2 separate regions of the Homo sapiens genome follow, and region 2 is linked to region 1. The links are chromatin loops, found by intact Hi-C in ENCODE. Cell type or tissue: ovary. All regions are shown on one strand. Each heading gives the region's core, and the rest is flanking DNA. Links, peaks and the distances in the headings are about the cores only.

What was found. A loop is a pair of places that touch in the nucleus more often than their neighbours do. Peaks named below come from ENCODE experiments on the same cell type or tissue, not always from the same donor. Only the 100,000 strongest peaks of a DNase experiment are listed, where the experiment ranks them.
Region 2: it touches region 1 in a loop (3-fold over the local background); 6 of 110 quality-filtered maps call a loop at or near these places.

What each region holds. Positions count from the first base shown.
Region 1 is chr17:55,622,291-55,627,674 of GRCh38, reverse strand. All of the region lies in intron 2 of LOC101927389 (a long non-coding RNA gene), which reads right to left. Among named protein-coding and RNA genes, the nearest start is that of TMEM100, 98 kb to the left of the region's middle. RefSeq lists a silencer at 1,880-1,949. In ovary, for the core only: no CTCF peak of the experiment used is centred there; no DNase peak of the experiment used is centred there; H3K27ac peaks cover 1,084 bases.
Region 2 is chr17:55,531,713-55,537,096 of GRCh38, reverse strand. It overlaps LOC124904034 (a long non-coding RNA gene), which reads left to right. Exons shown (of 3, transcript XR_007065855.1): 2 at 1,849-2,008; 3 at 4,431-4,519. It also overlaps a transcript of SMIM36 not described here. Among named protein-coding and RNA genes, the nearest start is that of SMIM36, 23 kb to the right of the region's middle. In ovary, for the core only: no CTCF peak of the experiment used is centred there; no DNase peak of the experiment used is centred there.

The sequences.
Region 1 (5,384 bases), core at 280-5,279:
TGGGCAACAGAGAAAGGCCCTATCTCAAAAAATAAATATCTCTGCTTCGGTGCTATATTCCCTCATTTTAAAGATAAAGAATCTGAGAATCAACCAGGCCGTAGAACGACTGTAAGTGGCTTGCCACAGATGCCACAATTAGTCAGGCCCACATCTTCTGACTTTTCCTCAACTCTGCAACTCAGATTTTGGTCCCAGGACCAGCAGGCTGCAATCCCGGGAAGCTTATAAGAAAGGCAGAATCTTAGGTCCCACTCCTGACCCTGAAAATCAGAATTTGCTTTTTACCACCACCCCTGAGAGATCCGTGTGCACACTAAAGATTGAGAAGGTGCACTACACCATGCTGCTCCACTGTGACTGGACTCTGTCCTGCGAAAGCCTTCTTCACCCTCACAGTAGGAGCCATCTAGTCTCTCCTCTCACCAGGCACAGCCAAGAGCCTTCTTAACTTTCTTCCTTTGCCTCAGTTCCGGAAATCCTGTAATATCTCAGAACCCCCTAGTCCCACTGCCCTGACTCCTCAGCAGTTAGACCCTAAGCAGATACTGGAAGTCCTTGTGTGGCATAATCCCTATTTTATGTTTGTTATGTCTACGTGAAAGATGTTATTACCTCCATCTAGCAGGTGGGAAACCTGAAGTAAAGTCATTTGCTCGAGATCTATAGATAATGTCCACTTTTAATAAAAGCCAGATCATTTTTACCTCTTAGCCCATTCTAAGGCCTGATACATACCGAACCATGTGATAAAGGATTTCCATAGTAGATTTTTTTTTTTAACTGAGAACAATCAAATCTTCCCTTAAAAAGGGAACTAGGCTTGAGTTAGGTCCAGAGGTCTGGGTTGGAGTTCCAGTTCTGTGGTTTTTTACCCATGTGACCTTGAGTAGACATCTTCACCAATCTGATTATGTGCTACTTTATCTGAAAAGTAAGGAAGTCTCACGTTTACCTTTGTCTTAAGGCTGTTTTAAACCTTAAGCCAAATAATAAGTCTGCATGTGCCAATCATAATGCCTGGCACATAAAAGACATTTATACATTAAAACCTAATTCATACCTACAGTTTTGCTTTGTTTGTTTTTTGAGACATGATCTGGCTCTGTTGGCCAGGCTGGAGTACAGTGGTGTGATCTCTGCTCACTACAACCTCTTCCTCCCAGGCTCAAGCCATCCTCCCACCTCAGCCTCCCAAGTAGCTGGGACTACAGGCATGCACCACCACACCTGGCTAATTTAAAATAAAAAATCATAGAGATGTGGTTTCACCATGTTGCCCAGGCTAGTCTCGAACTCCTGAGCTCAAGTGATCTGCCCACCTCAGCCTCCCAAAGTGCTGGGATTACAGGCGTGAGCCACTACGCCCAGCCCATACATACAGTTTATACATTTATTGGGATACATTTCTGATTCTCTCCCATCCTCCATGCTCCAATCTTCATCTTCCTCACCCAACTGACAGTGGCCCAAGATAACATTTTCCCATATATCTTAGTTTCATATTTGAAAGGTTGATGGGTCTCTCCTGGCTTCAACACCCAGGCCAGGGACAAAAATCTCTGGCCCACATGTGATGGTCCCCAGACAAGAGAGGTAACTGGATTCCCACTTCACACAAGTGATGAACAAGTAAGAGGCAAAGTGGAGTAACAACAGAGTAGTCTGAAAAGTAGACCTCCTGGGTTGCTCTGCCACGTACTTTCCAAGACTTGTGGTCTTGGAAAGGTGCTAAGAATTTTCTGTGGCTCAGATGCTTTTATCTCTAAAATAGAGGTACAGTTTAATAATAATAATACATTCCTCATAAGGTTGTTATGAGAATTAAATGAGACACATCACATGTAATTGCTTAGCCTAGTGACTTACACATCCAAAACATGTTGGCTGTGGTTTTTGTTTGGTCCCTGAATTGGAGGCACCCAGAGGACTTAGGCTGTATGTGACTCTGCCTGTCTCTGTGTGAGAAGTGAATCTGTGGGGCCCCACAGCAGCCAGGGCTGCTAGCTGCTTACACACTTTCTAGAGTAGTACTAAGTACACTTTTATCCTGCAGGTCAAAAAGGAGGGACTCTTCAGCCCACTCCTTGGATCTCCTCAGGGTCATCTAGAAGGAGATTGTTTTTATCTCAAAAGAAACACTCAACTGTTCCTCACCAGGGGAAAATATACAGGCAGATTTCTGGTTAAACATGTCAAACTCAACACATATTTACTTCCCTGCCCTTTCAAAACCTTAATAAAATGATGGTAATGGGGGAAAAGGTGAAAACTCATAAAGACAAAGAGAATAGAAAAAAGGACAATAAATTTTTTTAATGTTAACAACATTTTTGAAGATTAAAAAGGATAATTGTGTGGTTACAGATTTACTAAAGAAGAAAGTGAAACCGAAGACTGCTAAGAGAAAATCAAAATAAGCTAAGCTGATTTGGAGTCTAGAAAGGCTCTGGAATTTGAGATACTAGATACCTCTGAGAGCAGAATTGAGCCATAAGACTGAAAACAGGATGGGTTGACAGTCTGTATATAGGGCAGTTGATTCCCCTCACCCTCTCCTTACTCCTAAGCAACCAGGGGAGTTCCTCCCCAAGCCAGACTAAAAATTGGAGGCTGGATCTCTGGAGCAGTGAACCACAGTAGCTACGAACTGCGGATGTCAGGTGCAGATGGGAGCAGGGTGAAGTGTCATACCAAAAACAGGACTATAAAAATGAATGTCTGCATTTTGCTTGGTAAGACTCTTAGCTCTTTTTGACTCTGTAGCTCCCAGACTGTCTCTGTCAGGCAGTCTTAAGATACTCCCTAGACAGGATGTAGATATTTCTTCTCTCTGGGCTGATCCCAGAAAAGCACCTACAGATACTAACATTTCATCTGATGAAAAAGCTGGCCCAGACCTGATCACCCTATCATGATGCCTAAGAGTCAACATACTTGTCCTTTGCACCCAGAGTTCCTTGTCAGCATCTAAGCCAAAGAATGCCAAAAGTTTGAGAAGAGTCTCTAACATAAAAGACAAATTGACAGAAAAATAATAGGAAAAAGGGAGAATTTGCATGGAGCAGAAGAAAACCAAAACTAACAAACTGCAACCTCCATCCTCAGATAATATGAAAAAATATTGTGTCTATAGAGCAAGAACTGATGAGTTCAGGGACGAGTTCATGGAAATACACCAATATGGTTAACTTTTTTGTTGCTGTTAAAAGTCAATTGAATGGTTGGAAAATAAAGTTGAGAAAATCTAAAAATCTAAGGAAAAATCAGAAATGGAAAAATATGGGAGAAATATATAAAAATTAGAGGAATGAGTGCTATGGTAGATTAAAGATGGCTACAAATTTTTTGCTATTCCTCTCATTGAGAGGTAGAGTCTAATCCCCTGCCCTTGAAATTGAGCTGGTCTTAGTGATTTGCTTGACCAATAGAATTTGGTAGACATGATACTGTGGGACTTCCAAGGCCAGGTCATAGGAAGCCCTGCAATTTCTATCCAGGCCTCCTGTAATATCTAGAACCCAGACATCATCTCTGAGAAAGTTCAAGCAGCGCCATGGAGTCTCATGTGGAAAGTACCAAAGCCCCCAATCAAGAGCCACCACCACCCTGCCAGCCCTGTGACTGACCCATCTTGGAAGCAGATATTCTTTTCCCAATGGAGATAACCCAGTGATGCCACATAAAGCAGAGAAAAAGCTACGCCAACTGAGGAGTCTCTGAATTGCAGACTTGTGAGCCAAATAAACGACTGCTACTGTTTTAAGCTACTTAGCTTTGAGATGGTTTATATCAATAGATAACTGGAACAAGAGTCAACATTCGACTGATAAGAATTTTAGAAAGAGAAATGGGGGGAAAAAGAAAACAATAGAAGGAAGGAAACTTTCAAAATACAAATACAAGAGAAATTCCCAGAACTAAATGTCCAGATTTAAACCAAAAGAAAAACAAAATACTGAGTGCCCAACAGTAGCCCAAGATACATCATCCTAAAATTTCAGAAACTAGGCTAAAGAGAAGATCCTAAAAGTTTCCAAAGAGAAGGGAAAAGCAACATACAAGTATTAGGAACCAAACTTTTGCGTAGTAGTGCTGGGAGCCAAAAGACCATGAAGCAATGCTTCAAAGCTATTGGAGAAAGTAATCTGAACCCAGAATTCTATTCCCAAATTATCGATCAAGTATGAGGAGAGAATAAAGACATGGTTGTACATGCAAGGTCTCAAAGATGTGTTCTGTCCAAAGACAGAATAAATCAAGAATGACAAAATCCTGAGATTGAGGACACAAAGATGAGGCACCAGAGATGGGAAGCAATTCCCAGGAGAAAGATGAAGGGCAAACTCACTGTGCCTGCTGAGTAGCAAGCCCAGAGATCCGGCACTCTAGTGTGCAGAGTAGGGGACTCAGGGGCTGGGGGAGCAAGGTGAGAGGAGATGGAATCAGTAGGTTTCCTGGTGTTTAAGCCTTATTGAAAGGACTTTTGCAGTTCTGACAATGATTTATGCTTCAGTTATGGTAGGTAATTGAAAAATGAAGCAAACACAAAACGTTAAAGAAATCTTTAATTCTAAGAAAAGCAAAAAGTTATAGAGGAAGGAAATGCAAACACTATATTCTACAGACTTAGCTATAATAATGCTTAAGTGTTCGTGATAATGTAAACATAGACTGTTTAACCCAAAATTGTGAAATTGGGATGTGATCACGTTGTAAGAATGTAGGGAGAAAAGCATGTGTGCCTGGTGTAGGGGACAGTTCTAAGAGAGCTGAACTGTCTTGTGCCCAGGTAAGAGATCATTAGCTAACATCTTAAAATGAAAAATCAAGAGAAAGCAGTCTACACATAGGATTTGCTTGTAAAGCAGTGCAGTTATACTTAGATCGATATGAGTCATAACAGTCGTTCTCAAGAGGATTTTTCTGGGACAGCAGGTCAGGATGAGGACAAGGAGAGTGAGATGCCCAGGGCTCAGACCTGAAGTGCACAACCCTGAAAGTGAGCACTTCCTTACGTCTTGTACCCTAGGCACCTCACTTGCCTGACCCTGGTTCCTGCTCTAGGAGAGAGCACTGGATATCATAAAGGTGATGGTAGAAAGAGCAAATTGTGGAAAAGATATGGAAAACATAGAGGTAAGGAGGCTGAAGATTATGTACAACACCTCCTAAGGGATGGATTGAAGAAGGGTTCTTTAAGTCAAGCCTGAAGAGATGATAAGCCTTTTTGCAAGGCAAAGAGAAAGGCATTCTAGTTTCAACAAACAAAACCAAAGAAATGAGGATATATGAACACCTGGGTGTGAGGTTGGGAAAAAGTGAACATAACTATAAAGGTCAAGTGCAAGCATCTAATGGAATCCTGCTACACATTACAGATG
Region 2 (5,384 bases), core at 87-5,086, 90 kb after region 1:
AAAAAAAGAAAATCCCTTATATACACACATACACATACTTCTGCTAACCCCATCTTCTTGATATTATAATTTTTGGATAAGTAAAAATTCATCATTCATAATATTATGACTATGCAAATACTGCGACAGCTGTAGCTCAGGGAGTTGAAAAACTGTGTACAGAAAGTCAATCAATAAAATAATGTCTACGACTGAAAAAAAATTAATACATTTTTAGCACATTTAGAAATATGGGGTTAAAATTCAGAAGAGTCAGCTAAGAGTTGAAAGTTTATGTTTCTGGGGAACATGACTCAATGTTAGGGAGCAGGACCCCTGTAGTTCTTTTTTTTTTTTTTTTACAATATGATTCTGTTGTTCTTTGATAATAATTTTAATTAATTTTTTAATTATAATCACCAAGGATCTTACTTAAAATTATAATAAAAGCTCTTTTTTATTGTTTAGAAACTTGTTCTTGAAATTAAAAATATTAATTTGAGAATCAATTTATTCTGTAGAATTGAAAAAGCAAATTAATGTTATATACATTTAAAAATCAGATAAATTACAATCCAGGAATTCAGAACTCTAACCCCAGACCATTTGGCCAAGGAAGGTTGGCACATTACACTTACATTTTTTTTTTCATTTTCCTGTTTATCATCATGCTTCATTTCCCAAATTATTTGAAATTCAGAATGCATATTGGAATTTAGCATCTTTGGATCAGTAAAATCTCTTTAGTCATATTTCCTCTGTTCGTTATGAACAATGAAAACAGAAAGATTGAAAGAGCACTGTGCACATATAAATCTATGAGCCAGTTTTTAACTTCTAATCTAAAGCCCAGTTCTTCTTTGAGTCTTTCTTGATGGAGTGGGGAAAACAAGGATAAAAGGCATTTAAGATAAAGTATTTTTATAGTTGCAACACACAAAATTATAATATGGAAATTTGTCCTTATAGATATCTGAACAATTTGTAGTGAAGAACAAATTTACTCCAAACTAAAATGCTATTTGTTTGCTGTTTTTTCTTCTGTAATTAAGAAAATTTAAACCTAGTCCTTTGCCAAAATAATAGTTAGAAAATTTTTTTCTTTATTATCTAATCGTCTGTGCTGCTGAGTATTGCTACAGGTAAGTTAAATTAGCCAGAAAATTATCCAAAGAATTTATACTCAGGGCCTGAAAAAATATTATACTGAATAAGTAAAGTCCAGATGTTGGAGAAAAAAGCAATTTAAAAACTAGTGAAAATAGGCTGGGCGCAGTGGCTCATGGGCACAGTGGCTCATCCCAGCACTTTGGGAGGCCAAGACAGGGTGGATCACTTGAGGCCAGGAATTCGAAACCAGCCTGGCCAACATGGCAAAACTGCCTTTCTACAAAAAATACAAAAATTAGCCAGGCGTGGTGGTGCACACCTGTAGTCCCAGCTACTTGGGAGGCTGAGGCAGAGAATCACTTGAACCCAGAAGGCAGAGGTTGCAGTGAGCTGAGATGGTGCCACTGCACTCCAGCCTGGGTGACAGAGTGAGACTCTGTCTCAAACAACAACAACACCAACAAAACTAGTGAAAATATAACTACCTAGCAGTACTATCATATGTTTTGTGAATCCTAGTTTTTATAGTAGGACATAATAAAAGACTGGAATCTAGGATTTTAGTCCTGGATCTGTTACTCATGTGTCATTTGACAACAAGGCTAGTCACTTCTCCTCTCTCCGCTTCATTTTCCATCTGTAAAATGAGGGGATCAGACCAGATGACCCATCAAGTATCTTTCAGGTCATAGGAGAATACAAAATTTACACTAAGAACATAACAAGAAATTCCTTTTTCTCTTTTTGTGCATCCCCTAGATTGATTTCTATAATTATATGGAAGCATGTGAAAACCCTACCATTTCCAAGGATCTGACCAACAATTACAGCAGGAAATGTGGTCATCTAATTTAACTCTTAAACATCATCAGCAAGACTAAAAGCTTGGATGCATCCCAATTATCCCCACAAATTAATGGTGTGGTATCAAGAATAATCCACAACACTTCCACTTAGCTTTGGGATTCATTCTATTTTTTGGTTTGCCGTAGATTCCAATTAACATTTTGGTTTATTCAGGCTGATTTTAAAATATGTTGACTTAATTACATACTCAAGCCATCTAGTCTACAAATATGCCTAGTTAGATAAAAGAGATAATATTCTTGAATTTGACATAGTCCTTGAATTTCTAAGGGCTGTTTTACACTGAGACCTAGTTACATGGTCATATGGTTTATCCGTGTCCCCACCCAAATCTCATCTTGAATTATAGCTCCCATAATCCCCACATGTTGTGGGAGGGACCTGGTGGGAGGTAATTGAATCATGGGGGTGGGTTTTCCTGTGCTGTTCTCATGATAGTGAATAAGTCTCACGATATCTGACGGTTTTATAAAGAGGAGTTCCCCCGCACGAGCTCTCTTGCCCCGTGAGACGCCTGTAGACCCAGCTACTTGGGAGGCCATTGCTCCTCCTTAGCCTTCTGCCATGATTGTGAAACCTCCCCAGCCATGTGGAACTGTGACTCCATTTTTCTTTATAAATTACACAGTCTCGGGTATTTCTTCATAGGAATATGAAAATGGACTACTATGCATGGTAACAACAGAGAACTCTGTGGTGTCTGCCCAGCTCATAATTCCTTCTCCTCTAAGAACAGCCCTCCATTCTACCCCCTGGGTAGAAGCCATGTTTTAGTCACATAACACCATTGCCTAGAACTCAGCTAAGTGCACAATGGCTGAGCACCAGAACCAAATTGAGCCAATCAGAGCCCCTTCTTAGGAATTTACAGTTGTGACTGAAAGTAAAATCTCAATGACAGTTCACTTATACAGACACTATATTAACTTGAGAACTGAGGCTCAGCCATTGTCTTAGGAGTAGATGAGTAATACAGATATATTTGCAAAGACATTTGAAGAGAAAAATGGAGGACAAAATAAAGAAAGCCTGTTTTCTGGGCTCCTCATGGCTCTCCATCTCTAGTCCCTTTTGAGTCACGGCTCCATCTCTGCTGCTGGCTTCCAGAATACATTCATGTCTTCTTTCATTATCTTAAATTCTCCCTTCCTGCTTAGACTAATTAAAATTGATTTCTGTTATTATCAACAAAAAGAATCCTGCTAAATAGGCTTTTTTTTGTAACTGAATTGAAAATTATAGCTTGCTTTTTTTTTTTTTTTTTTGCATTAACTTGTAGCTTAACTATACAGAGAAGTGGCTTGGCACCAGAGACTTCAGATAACTAAAACATGATTCATATTGAGGATATTTTATCTTATTTTCTGCACCAGTCTCTAGTTCTATAAAGCTTAAGCTTTACTGTATAATGAGAATGATACACTGAATTTATGAGGTTAAATGGAGGGTCACAGCAGTGGAACTTTTTATTGTAATGTACAACTGCATTCCTGAATCAGGCACAGGTTAATACATAATAATTATTCTCTGGAAACAATGGCAAAGCATTCCTAGCAACAGACAAATCAAATAGCTACTGGAGTATTATGGCTGTCATTTGTTAATTACTCCCAGATAGCTGCAAAACACACATGCTCTTCGGCAAAAACTGAAACCCCAAACCCCTTAGAGAAAAAAGGAGGATCAGGTGCTACAATGCAAAGAGCACCAAAATGGGTGTCTGCTGATGTGAACCCATCTTTGCAACTATCTTCACTTCTGTGAATTTTAGCTTCTTCATCTCATTTGAAATACAGAAAATTCAGCATGAGATCCAAAGGCCAAAAGTAGCTCAATAGACCATGTGCTAAGTCCTTCTTTTTCTGAACATGTTGTTAAACATTTTATGCCCCCATTTCCTCAACTGTATAAGGGAAATGCTACTTGTACCTACCTCATATGGTGGTTGTGGGGTAGTTATTACATAGTAAGTGCTTGGAAGAGTAGCACATAGGAGTACTCAATTAATGACAGCTATATTGGTTTTTTATTTTTTTATTATTCCTGAGGATTTTTTTTAAACAGGCTAACTAGTTATGAGCATCTCACTGGTATATTTACTTTGACCATTGCCAACTATATATTTCATGTAGCTTGTTAAACAAATTTATAACTGTAACCAAAGCTAAATATATGTAATGATGGTATTTTAAGACATTCAAGTTAAATTCCACTAAAAGTAAATCACTAAACTGGGGTGACATAAAGCATGATTGAATAAGGAAGAATGGGTCTGAAGAAAGCCTGCCGATAGCATCTGATTCATTTTTGAATCATGGCCAATTTTTATGCTACAAGAATAGCTTTCCATGTTGCCTTTACACTTCTGGATTTCATATCATGAGGGTAAATTGCTGAAAATGTACACACAAAAGAAAAAGAACATAAAAAACATATACATATTCTATTTGTTTGAGTTCTAATGTTGCTTTCAGGTCAGACATTCTGGATTTTCATGGTTTTGGCTTCAGAAAATTCTAAGTCTAGAAAGCAGCTGTTTCTATGGGTATCCCAAAGAAGAAAACTGCTACATGAAACAAGAGCAAACTGTGGTCTCATCTGCACATTTGCAGAGTAGCATCAGATCCATGGAGATGCTGCTCACTGAAAAAGTAACACCCATTGTGTTGGACCTCACCTACGTGACCTTTCCGGGGCATAGTCTGGAAGGACATGGAAAATTAAAAGAGAAGTTAAACACTGCACAATTAAGTGAGAAGAACTTTGAATCTCAATGAATAACTCAGGCAAGACAATAGGAAGAGAATGGAGATAAGGAGAAGGTATGAGCTACAAGAAGGAAGGTCAGCCCTCCGCCAAACCAGCAAGATATTCCCTGTGGTGAAGAATGGCTGATGAATTTCAGCACAAAGCTATCTAATGTTCAGTTTCAAGTTGCTATCTACATGATGCTATGCCATCATCCCTCCATTACTGCAAAGCTTCAGTAAAAGAGAGAAAGAAAGTTAACAGCAGAAATGAGGAGCAATATTTAGGAAGCATAACGGGGCATAAAGACATGTAAACTCTACAAAATTACACAGGTGAGACTTTTCGATAGCAATATCTTATTTCAATTTTAAAATTCAGGCTCAGACCAGAAAGTGAGGGTACTTGGGGTCACCCACACAACTGACACTTGGGTGACATATGTATTCCTACACAATGGAGAAATACCTCTTCTACATGATGGCAAATATCCCTGTGAGTGTTATCTCCTTATCTTTCACTTTATCTTACCATTGTCTGGTTTGTTTAGCTCCTACTTGGGGCCTATTCCGTACTATTGTGTCCTCCTCATTTATTATGGTTACATTCCGCTTCTTAAACAATTATGTCTACTATAGCTCCATGTTTATGTAAAACAGTGACTGTGTACTGATGTTTAG